2 separate regions of the Homo sapiens genome follow, and region 1 is linked to region 2. A link is an interaction called in ENCODE POLR2A ChIA-PET data of the cell type or tissue named here. Cell type or tissue: Panc1. All regions are shown on one strand. Each heading gives the region's core, and the rest is flanking DNA. Links, peaks and the distances in the headings are about the cores only.

Region 1 (5,388 bases), core at 166-5,165, 100 kb before region 2:
AGGAAATCAAGGCCTGAAAAGGGCAGTGACTTGTCCAGACCCACATGGGCTGGGCTTAGGACTCCCAGGGCCCGGCTCCCTCTGACCTCTGTGAGTGTCCACCCTGAGCTGTCTTTGAGCTGTAGGGATGGAGCAGGTCCCAGGTCTTCAATTCAATCCAGCATCAGAGAAAATGTTCAAGAGTTCCGAGGGGCAGCTGGATCTGGTTCTGTGACTTTACCTCTGTGTCCGCCCCTCCCCCTCAGCCCCCTGCCTGGGTGCTGGCTGCACACATAAGTAGGCACCTTGCTCACATCCTACGTGCGCTAAGTCAACTTCAGCTGTCACATCGGGTTGGTTTAAATTAAATTGCTGCCCCCTGCTGGAGAAAGAGAGGCTTGGCGTGGGGAGGGGGAAAAAGTGTGGGTTTGGGGTGGTGGGGGTGATGGGAGGGTTCCTGGGAAACTGTCTGAGGTCCAAGGTTTAGCCCTGAATTCACAAGTCCAAGTCAAAGGTGCGCAGGCCTCAAAGGGTGGGCCAAACGGAGCTGCGTGCACTCAAAGCCGGTGGAGCCGGGTGGGTCAGGCAGGGAGAGCTTCTGTGGCGAGGGGCCTGGGGCTGGCCTTGGGGAATGGACAGATAGGGATGGGGCATGACAGCTGGCATTTCCAGTGGAAGAACTGCGATAGCTGCAATGTGGAGGTGGGGATAAAAGCCTGGCGTGTGCAGAGCCGGCGTGAGAGGCTCTGGGTGGTCACACTCACTCTGTTTGCCTGCCTTTCCTAACAGTCCCTCCAAACCAGGTTCTCCACTCACAGATGTGTACATCGAGACAGTCACACACACAGATGGTCATCCAGATGCATGCGCCATGGGTGTGTAGACTTAGAGAGCAAAAGAATCGTATCCAAACATGGTTAAATATATACACTTGTACACACAGACGATACACACATAGTCAAATACACAAGCACATTTAGATCTAGACACACAATTAGCTACAGGCTTAACAGTAGGAAACTGCAGATAGTCAACTGTTTTATCTACAAAAGTAGCAATTTTACATGGTTCAACTTAATACACACATATATACATATGGACATATATCAGAGAGTTATATATATGCAATATATTTATAAACATATATAAACAGGCAGTCATGTATGTACATATGAGCTGGAACATAATCACTGTCATTTACACATGCCTACCCACATAGATACATACACACAGATAGACACTCAGACACACACAGTTATGTATATAAATATATAAATATATAGCATATGTATGTGAACAGAGAGACATACATAAGCATACACAGTCATATATACAGAATCATATGCACAGAGCTACACAGACACATATATCTTCCCAATACCACATAACCACTGACAGCATTTAATTAGGCACTTGCTGTTTATCAGGGACTATGCCAGGCTCTTTGTATCAGAGACACCCAGACGTTTGAGTGAGAAGGGGGCAGAATGGGGAGCTCTTATAAACAGAGGCGGCTGGGCTTCCACAGGCAACAAACTGAGACTTCCCTTCCCTTGGCTTCGTCACCTTCCTCCATTGTCTGAAATTCTACCAACAGCTCGGCAATGTCTTACAGGAGAGAAACCAGTGGGGGACAAGGTGTGGTGAACTGGGGGAGAGACAAGCTTGTCACACCTGCCCATGCAGAGTGGCCCTGCGCAGGCTCGGTTTCTGCTGTGCCAGCTCTTTGCCTCTGAGCAGCTGGGCTGAATATTGGGGTGTGCTCCCTGGGAACACAATGACTCCCCCAAATCACCCACTTATGCTGTGCTTACTGTGTGCCAGGCCCTTATTCCTCGAGACACCATTTACTCCTGAGAGAGAGGCATGGGACCCCATTTTACAAGGAGTAAGTCTCCAGACCTGTCCTGTTGCCTTCCAGGAGTGTCCTGCCTGGAAGTCCTAATAAACTCATGCACTTGCCAATCTGGCCTTGTCTAAGTCATTCTTTGTTCTCTCAGCTCCTTCCTATGTTGGGGGTGCATTGTCCTGTACAGTCCTGGGTTTTTGCTGTAATAGTTGGTAAAGTGAATCTTTCTGATTTCAAATACTTGCACTCATGCACTTGCTAATCTGGCCTTGTCTAAGTCATTCTCTGGTCTCTCAGCTCCTTCCTATGTTGGGGGTGCATTGTCCTGTACAGTCCTGGGTTTTTGCTGTAATAGTTGGTAAGGTGAATCTTTCTGATTTCAAATACTTGCATTCAAATGCCACATTTGGCACTAACTCAGAGTCAGTCTTTGACCTTGTTAAGTGGTTCCCCGCTATGCCTCAATTTTCCTCATCTGCAAAATGGGGATGAAAATAGTCCTGTCCTCACAGCACCTTGTCGAGGAGTTACGTGATGATGGTGCATGAATCACAGCCAACACAGGGTCCAGCCTTGGAGCTCACCAGTGTACTTCCTTCCTCAGCCTGTCCCCATTACTGTCCCCTTTCTTTAAGGCAGGGCAAGGGTTGCACAGGTGAATGTAGGTTGGAGTGTTCCAGCCCCAGAAAAGGACGCAGGTGGAGGCCTCACCCAGATCAGGAGTCACCTGTCTAGCCACTCAGCAGCCCTCCCTCACCTGTCAGCAGGCCAGCCCCAGCCTTGTCAGGGGTGGGAATGGGGACAGGAGGTTGGGGGCGATGAGAGTTAGAGACAGAGCTTCCTCCCCACAAAGCCCAGATCCCAGAAGCCACACCCTCTCCTCAATTCCCAAGTCCCTTCCACAGATGGGGTGGTGGACCCACTGACCCAGTCACACCACAGCCCAGCAGGCACAGACAGGGTCCCTCCCCACACCTGAAGGCACAGAGACACACATGGACAGGCACCAAGCTCAGACACATGCGTGCAGCCATTCCTAAGTGTACGTGTGCAGACAGAGCTTTGCACAGACAAGCAGACGCAAAGACACATGTCTACACAGACACAGGCACATGCATTCCCCGCCCTGCCACCCCCTGACATATAGACAGGCACAGACAAGCACCGAGAAACTGGCAGAAAAGACACTTACAGATACCAACACAGGCAGGTGGACAGGCACAAATGTACACACATAAAAACACAGGCTTCTGAAAGCACTAAGAATCAGGCATCCACACATACACACACGCACGCACGCACACACACACGCGCACACACACCCCACAGGGCATTACCTGCCTTCCCCCAAACCCTTACTCTCCCTAGAGAAGTAGAGACAATCTGGTCCCCCCAGCAGAGGGATTTCCCGCACTCACCTCCCTTCTTCCTGCCAAAGACAGCAGGCAGCTGACTCCCCACAGCCAGGAGGGCCCCCAGGAGGAGAAGGCTCTGGGTCCTCATATTTCTGCTGCCGGCTCAGGGCCCAGGGCCCCCCAGATTAACACCTGCAGCCTCAGGGAAGCCAGAGAAACTTAGTCAGGAGAGGAAAGAGAGGGGGTGTGGAGTGACACCGTGCCTGCTTCATCTTGGCCCCACCCCCTGAGGGCCCGAGGACTCAGTGCAAGGGATGCTGTCACAATAGCTGAAGATAGGGTGGCGGCACATCCTGCATGTGGGGGACTCAGATCCAGTCTTGCCTGTATCGGTGACTTGGGCTGTGATCTTGGGCAAGTCTTGTCTCTCTGGGCTTCAGTTTTTTCATCTGTACACAGGGTGAAGGTTGTTGAGGCAGATGCTTGCTATCCTGGCTCTCAAAGATGTTGAAGCCCCAGCGATGTCTAGGCAGCGGGTAGAGGTCAGCTTTGAATAGCAAAGGAGTGGGGGTTTGCAGAGTTCTGGATGCCTAGGAAGGGAGAAGGCATTAGGGTTAGGCCAGAGCTTGCAGCCAAAGAAGGCTGGCCCAGGCTGGCATAATGAGTGAGGCCAGCCCTGGCCTCTCCTCTTGGGTCCTGTGGATGGGAGAAAGACCACCCCGCCTTTGGTGAGATCACCAGTGGCTTCTGATAGAACTGCCCTCTTCCTGGGGCTGGCTTGGCTGTTGAGGGTGGGGGAGCATGGCTTTTGGCTTGGCTAAGTTTGCTGGTCACAGCAGATGTGTGGCCACTGGAACCTCTTCTCTGGCCCTAAGGGATCCTGAGCAAAAAAATGTCATCTCATCCAGGGACCCCCACCTTAGATTTCGTATCTCTGATGTTGCCTCCTGCATTTGGTAGAAGAGAGGGAGCTGAGACTTGGCATCCTAAGGGACATCCTAAACAGAAACTCCATCGAAGTACATTCTCTCAGCCTTCTCATTTGAAAGACGAGGAAACTGTGAGATAGAGATGAGAGGGGACTGGCCCAAGGACACGCAGCTAATTCCTGACTAAGCTGGGACTTCCCACTGTGGCCTCCCCATCACCCTCATTCAGTTCCTGGGTTTTAAAAGCAGGTCAATACCTCATCTGATCCTGAGAAAGGAGGGTGATATTACAGGGCTTGTCTCACTTACCCATTCCAATCCAGGACAGCCCTGGCAGCAGGAAGTTCTTCCTTGGGTTTAATGTGAATCTCTCGTGCTGTCTTCTAAGCTATTAAGATAGGAGAGGCTCTGTCTTCTATGATCTGATGTTGCTTTTGGAATGCTGGCACCTCCTTGGAAGCTTTATTTTGGAGGACAAATATATGAGCCCTTCCTTCCTCCCTCCCTCCACCCCTCCCTCCCTCCACCCCTCCCTCCCTCTTTCTTTCTTTTTTCTTTTCTTTCTTTCTTTTTCTTTTTCTTTCTTTCCTTTTTTCATTTCTTTCTTCTTTCTTTCCTTCTTTCCTCTCTTTCTTTCCTTTCTCTTTCTTTCTTTTCTTTCTTTCTTCTTTCTTTTTCTTTCTTCTTTCTTTCCTTTTTTATTTCTTTCTTCTTTCTTTCCTTCTTTCCTCTCTTTCTTTCCTTTCTCCTTCTTTCTTTCTTTCTTTCTTTCTTTCTCTCCTTCTCCTTCTTCTTTCCTCTCTCTCTTTCTCTTTCTCTCTCTGTCTTTGACAGAATGTCGCTATGTCACCCAGGCTGGAGTGCACAGTGCCATCATGGCTCACTGAACCCTTGACCTCATGGACCCAAGTAGTCCTCCTGCCTCAGCCTCCTGAGTACCTGGGACTATAGGCATGCGCCCCAATATTTGGCTAGTTTTTATTTTTTGTAGAGATGGGGGGTCTTCCTATGTTGCCTAGGCTGGTCTCTAACTCTAGGACTCAAGTGATTCTCCCACCTTGGCCTCCCAAAGTGCTGGGATTCCAGGGGTGAGCCACTGTGCTCAGCCATGAAATGCTCTTTTTTTTTTTTTTTTTTTTTTTTTTGAGACGGAGTCTTCCTCTGTCATCCAGGCTGGAGTGCAATGGGGCAATCTCTGCTCATTGCAACCTCCGTCTCCTGGGTTCTAGCAATTCTCTGCCTCAGCCTCCCAAGTAGCTGGGACCACAGGCGCCCG
Region 2 (5,388 bases), core at 181-5,180:
AGGAGAGGTTATGATGGGCCTAGGAGCCTTAGCATCAGAGAAGCTAGAATTACCTGCTACAGTCTGCTGAACAGATTCTCTCCTCTAAGTATGGACAGAAATACATTACACAGTTTCCCTGACATGTTGCTGATTGCATGGGAGAGGGAAACATAAATTGACATGCAAACAAGCAAAAGAGCCAGAGTCATAAATGCTGTGTGCTGTGGTACAATTAGCACGAACTTTGGTTCCCACCACTTGCATAGTCTTGGGCCACAGGATCTCTGATACTGACCTCCTGCCTCTTAATGAGGGGATATAATAATGATCTCATAAAGATGCTTAGATGTATTGAGTGAGATGATCACAGCCCAAGTGCTCAGGGAAAAGTGCCAGAATGACAACAAATTTGGAAATAATAATAATAAAACAATCTTTTATTATATGTTCTTTGAAATAGAGGTAAAATTCATACAAAGAAATGCACAGATCTTATATCTGTTTGAATGAGATTGACAAACACATACATGTGGTTGCACAACACCTAGATGAGCATATAGAACATTAATCTTGCCTTATGCCCCTTTCAAATTCACTCCAAGCCCTTCAGGGGCAAATGTTATACTGACATAGAAACTAATAACTTGCTTGTTTTTAATCCTTACATAATGAAATCATATAATAACATTACCTTTTGTGTCCGACTGTTATTCAATGTTTGAGATTCATTGTTTTTGTATGTATCAGCAGTTATTTTATTGTTGAATAATATTACATTGTTTGAGTCTCCATATTTGTTCTTCCATTTATCTGCTGATAGATGAACATTTGGTGTTCCCAATTGAGCGATTGTGAATTAAGATATCACATAAATCCCTGTACAAGGCACAATAACATATATTTTTAATTATCCGTGGTAAATACCCAGGAGTGAAATTTTCTCCCAGTGTGTGGCTTGGGTTTTTTTTTTTTTTTTCATTTTCTTAATGATGGTGTATTCAGAAGAGTAGAAGTTTTAAAGTGTGACAGAATCAAATATATCTATTTTCCCTTTAAATTGAATATTATTGTGTCTAAGAACTTTGGCCTTCTCGAAGGCTGCAAAAATGTTCTGTTTGTGATATCTTTCCCTAGAAGCAGCATAAGTTTAGCATCTATATTAAGGTTTATGGTTCAAATTGATTAATATGTGCATTCCATGCAAGGTACAGATCAAGGTTCCTTTCTTCCAAGATGCTCTTGTTTTTACTAATTATTAATAATGCTGCTATGGACATTCATGTGCAAATTTTTGTGTGAATACATTTTCAGTTCTCTTTGGTATAATCATGGAAGTGGAATTTTTGGGTCACATGGCAACACTGTTTAACTCTTGAAGAAACTGACACACTGTTTTTACAATGACTCTACCATTTTATAGTCCCACCAGCAACAGCTTCTTAGATGTGGAGATTAATATTGTTAAGCAAAATCAAAATGTTTTTAGCCATTATATCTTCAAATATCCTCTGCCTCATTCTCTCTTCTGAAATTCCCATTATGCATATGTTTTTACACTAGATTATGCTCCATAGGTCTTTGAAGCTCTATTCATTTTTTTCATTCTTTTTTTTTTTTTCACTGTTTCTCAGAGTGTATAATCTCGATTGACCTATAATTATGTTGGGTTTTTCTTCTGTCCATTCCTACCTGCTGGTGAGCCCCTCTGGTGAATTTCTATTTCAGCGATTGTACTTTACAACTTCATCGCTTATCTTGAATTATTTCAATATTGTGAGACATGATTTTCATACTTTTCTTTAGTCTTTTTCTCCATGATTTCCTTTAGTTCTTGGAGTATACCAGCTGATGTCATGATACATGCTCATGGATGAGTAGAATCAATATTGTGAGAATGACCATACTGCCAAAAGCAATCTACAAATTCAAGGCAATCCGCATCAAAATACCACCATCATTCTTCACAGATTTAGGAAAAGCAATTCTAAAATTCATATGGAACCAAAAAACAGCCCACATAGCCAAAGCAAGACTAAGCAAAAAGAACAAATCTGGAGGCATCACACTACCTGATTTCAAACTATACTATAAGGCCATAGTCACCAAAATAGCGTGGCACTGGTATAAAAATAGGCACATAGACCAATGGAACAGAATAGAGAACCCAGAAATAAACCCAAATACTTATAGCCAAATGATCTTTGGCAAAGCAAACAAAAACATAAAGTGGGGAAAAGGATTCCCTTTTCAACAAATGGTGCTGGGATAATTGGCTACCCACATGTGGGAGAATGAAACTGGATCCTCATCTCACACTTTATACAAAAATCAACTCAAGATAGATTAAAGACTTAAAACTAATACCTGAAACTATAAAAATTCTAGAAGATAACATTGGAAAAATCCTTCTAGACATTGGCTTAGGCAAGGATTTCATGACCAAAAGGCAAAAAGCAATTGCAATTAAAACAAAGATAAATAGCTGGGACCTAATTAAACTAAAGGGCTTTTGCACAGCAAAAGGAACAGTCAGTAGAGTAAATGGACAACCCACAGAGTGGGAGAAAATCTTCACATTCTATACATCTGACAAAGGACTAATATCCAGAATTTACAACGAACTCAAACAAATCAGTAAGAAAAAACGATCAATCCCACCAAAAAGTGGGCTAAGGACATGAACAGACAATCCTTAAAAGAAGATATACAGGCTGGGCGCGGTGGCTCATGCCTGTAATCCTAGCACTTTGGGAGGCCGAGGCGGGCGGATCACGAGGTCAGGAGATCGAGACCATCCTGACTAACACGGTGAAACCCCGTCTCTACTAAAAATACAAAAAATTAGCCGGGCGCTGTGGCCGGCTCCTGTAGTCCCAGCTGGTCGGGAGGCGGTGGGGGGGGAGTGCTGAGGCAGGAGAATGGCGTGGACCCGGGAGGCGGAGCTTGAAGTGAGCCGAGATCGCGCCACTGCACTCCAGCCTGGGTGAAAGACAAAGACTCCGTCTCAAAAAAAAAAAAAAAAAAAAAAAGAAGAAGAAGATATACAAATGGCCAACAAACATATGAAAAAATGCTCAACATCACTAATGATCAGGGAAATGCAAATCAAAACCACAATGCAATACCACCTTACTCCTATAAGAATGGCCATATTCAAAGAATCGAAAAACCGTAGATGTTGGTGTGGATGCGGCAATCAGGGAACACTTCTACACTGCTGGTGGGAATGTAAACTAGTACAGCTGCTATGGAAAACGGTGTGGAGATTCCTTAAAGAACTAAAAGTAGAACTACCGTATGATCTAGCAATCCCACTACTGGGTAACCACCCGGAGGAAAAGAAGTCATTATTCAAAAAAGATACTTGCACATCCATGTTTATAGCAGCACAATTCACAATAGCAAAATCCTGGAACCAATCCAAATGCCTATCAATCAATGAGTAGATAAAGAAACTCTGACATATATATATATATATATATATATATATATGAGTTTTATATATATATGTTTTATATATATATCAGTGTTTCATATATATATATATAATCTTTCTTTGTCTTTGACTTTCAGCAATGCAATTAAAATGTGCCTTGGAGAGAACCTGTTTTATATATATATGTATATAGATCTCTCTCTCACCATGATGCCCATATATGTATATATGATGGAATACTACTCAGCCATAAAAAGGAATGAATTAACAGCATTTGCAATGACCTGGATGAGATTAGAGATGATTATTCCAAGTGAAGTAACTCAGGAATGGAAAGTTAAACATCATACATTCTCACTGATATGTGGGAGCTAACCTATGAGGACGCAAAGGAATAAGAATGATAAAGTGGACTTTGGGGACTTGGGGGGAAGAGTGGGAGGGGGGCGGGGGATAAAAGATAAAAGACAACAAATATGGTGCAGTGTATACTGCTCAGGTGATGGGTGCACCAGGTTCTTACAAATCTCCACTAAAGAACTTACTCATGTAACCAAATACCACCTGTACCCCAATAACTTATAGAAAAATAAAATTAAAAAAATAAAGGAACAGGGAAAACTACCTTCATTAGCAGACAATACATATGCAAAAAATTCCAAAGCATCAACTAAGAAACCATGGAACCTAATAAATGAAATCACCAATGTTGCAGAATACATGATTAAAAGATAACAATTGGTCGTATTTCTATACATTGATGATGAAAAATTCAAAATTAAAATTCAGTAAACAATTCTATTTAGAATGTCAAAAAAACCAAAATGCTTAGAAATATAAATTACCCATGACATGTAAATCTTATACACTAAAGGCTACAAAACACTTCCCCAAGAAAGTAAAGACCTAAATAAATGGATGTAGATCCTTTATTTGTGAAATGGAGGACTTAATATTGTTAAGATGGCACACTACCCAAAGTGATAATCAAATCACTGCAATTCTCTCTCTTTTTCTTTTCTTTTTTTTTTTTTTTTTTTGAGATGGAGTCTGACTCTGTCGCCCAGGCTGGAGTGCAGTGGCACGATCTCAGCTCACTGCAACCTCGGCCTCCCAGGCTCAAGCGATTCTCCTGTCTCAGCCTCCTGAGTAGCTGGGATTACAGGCGCACGCTGTCATACTTGGCTAATTTTTTGTATTTTACTAGAGACGGGGTTTCACCGTGTTGCCCAAGCTGGTCTCGAACTTCTGAGCTCAGGCAATCCACCCGTCTTGGCCTCCCAAAGTGCTAGGATTACAGCCACCGTGCCCAGCCCGAATCAATGCAATTCTTATCAAAAATTTTATGGCTTTCTTGTAGAAATGGAAAAGTGGGTTCTAACGTTCATTTGGAATTTCAAGGGATCCCAAATAGCCGTACAATCTTGACTAAGAGGAACACAGTTGGAAGACTCACACTTCACAAATACTATCTTATAACCCATTATTTAAACTGACAACAACTTAACACTGCTTCCATAAACAAACAAGAGAAAGAAAACTAATAAAGACTCTATACTTTAACTTCATTCCCGCCACTTTTTAACTGATAATTGCTGTGCTTTCTCTCACCCCATGCACAGAAATGCTCTGTGCCCCATACCTGCAACCGGGAGATGAAGGAGGAGTGGCATCAGTGATACAAGTGTTTTTCCTACCCCTTCAGCGCCTCTTTCAGTGATATAAAGTTAAAATCAGTTACTGTGAGTGCTCACCTGATTTTTTGGTTCTTATAAAGGTGATCTTTCTCTGCAGATACTTGTTAAATTGGTGACCTTGGTGGGGGCAGGGGGGATCATTGGAGCCTTCTATTCCACCATCTTGTTCTGCCACCCTCCTCTCTTAATTTTTATTCTCTCTGAACGATTTTATTTCTCCTTCATTTCTGAAGGATAGCTTTGCTGAGGGTAATGTTCTTAGCTGACAGTTTT

Evidence for each region. ChIA-PET counts read pairs that join two places held together with the same protein. Peaks named below come from ENCODE experiments on the same cell type or tissue, not always from the same donor. Only the 100,000 strongest peaks of a DNase experiment are listed, where the experiment ranks them.
Region 1: POLR2A ChIA-PET joins it to region 2 with 15 read pairs; 4 of 35 experiments call an interaction of 5 or more read pairs at or near these places.

What each region holds. Positions count from the first base shown.
Region 1 is chr20:45,111,753-45,117,140 of GRCh38, forward strand. It overlaps WFDC5 (WAP four-disulfide core domain 5), which reads right to left and starts at 3,422. Exons shown (of 4, transcript NM_145652.4): 1 at 3,247-3,422. The coding sequence starts at 3,331. RefSeq lists enhancers at 2,858-3,359, 3,360-3,859. In Panc1, for the core only: CTCF peaks have their summits at 369 (motif pointing left) and 575; no DNase peak of the experiment used is centred there.
Region 2 is chr20:45,212,313-45,217,700 of GRCh38, forward strand. No RefSeq gene overlaps it. Among named protein-coding and RNA genes, the nearest start is that of SEMG2, 6.4 kb to the right of the region's middle. In Panc1, for the core only: no CTCF peak of the experiment used is centred there; no DNase peak of the experiment used is centred there.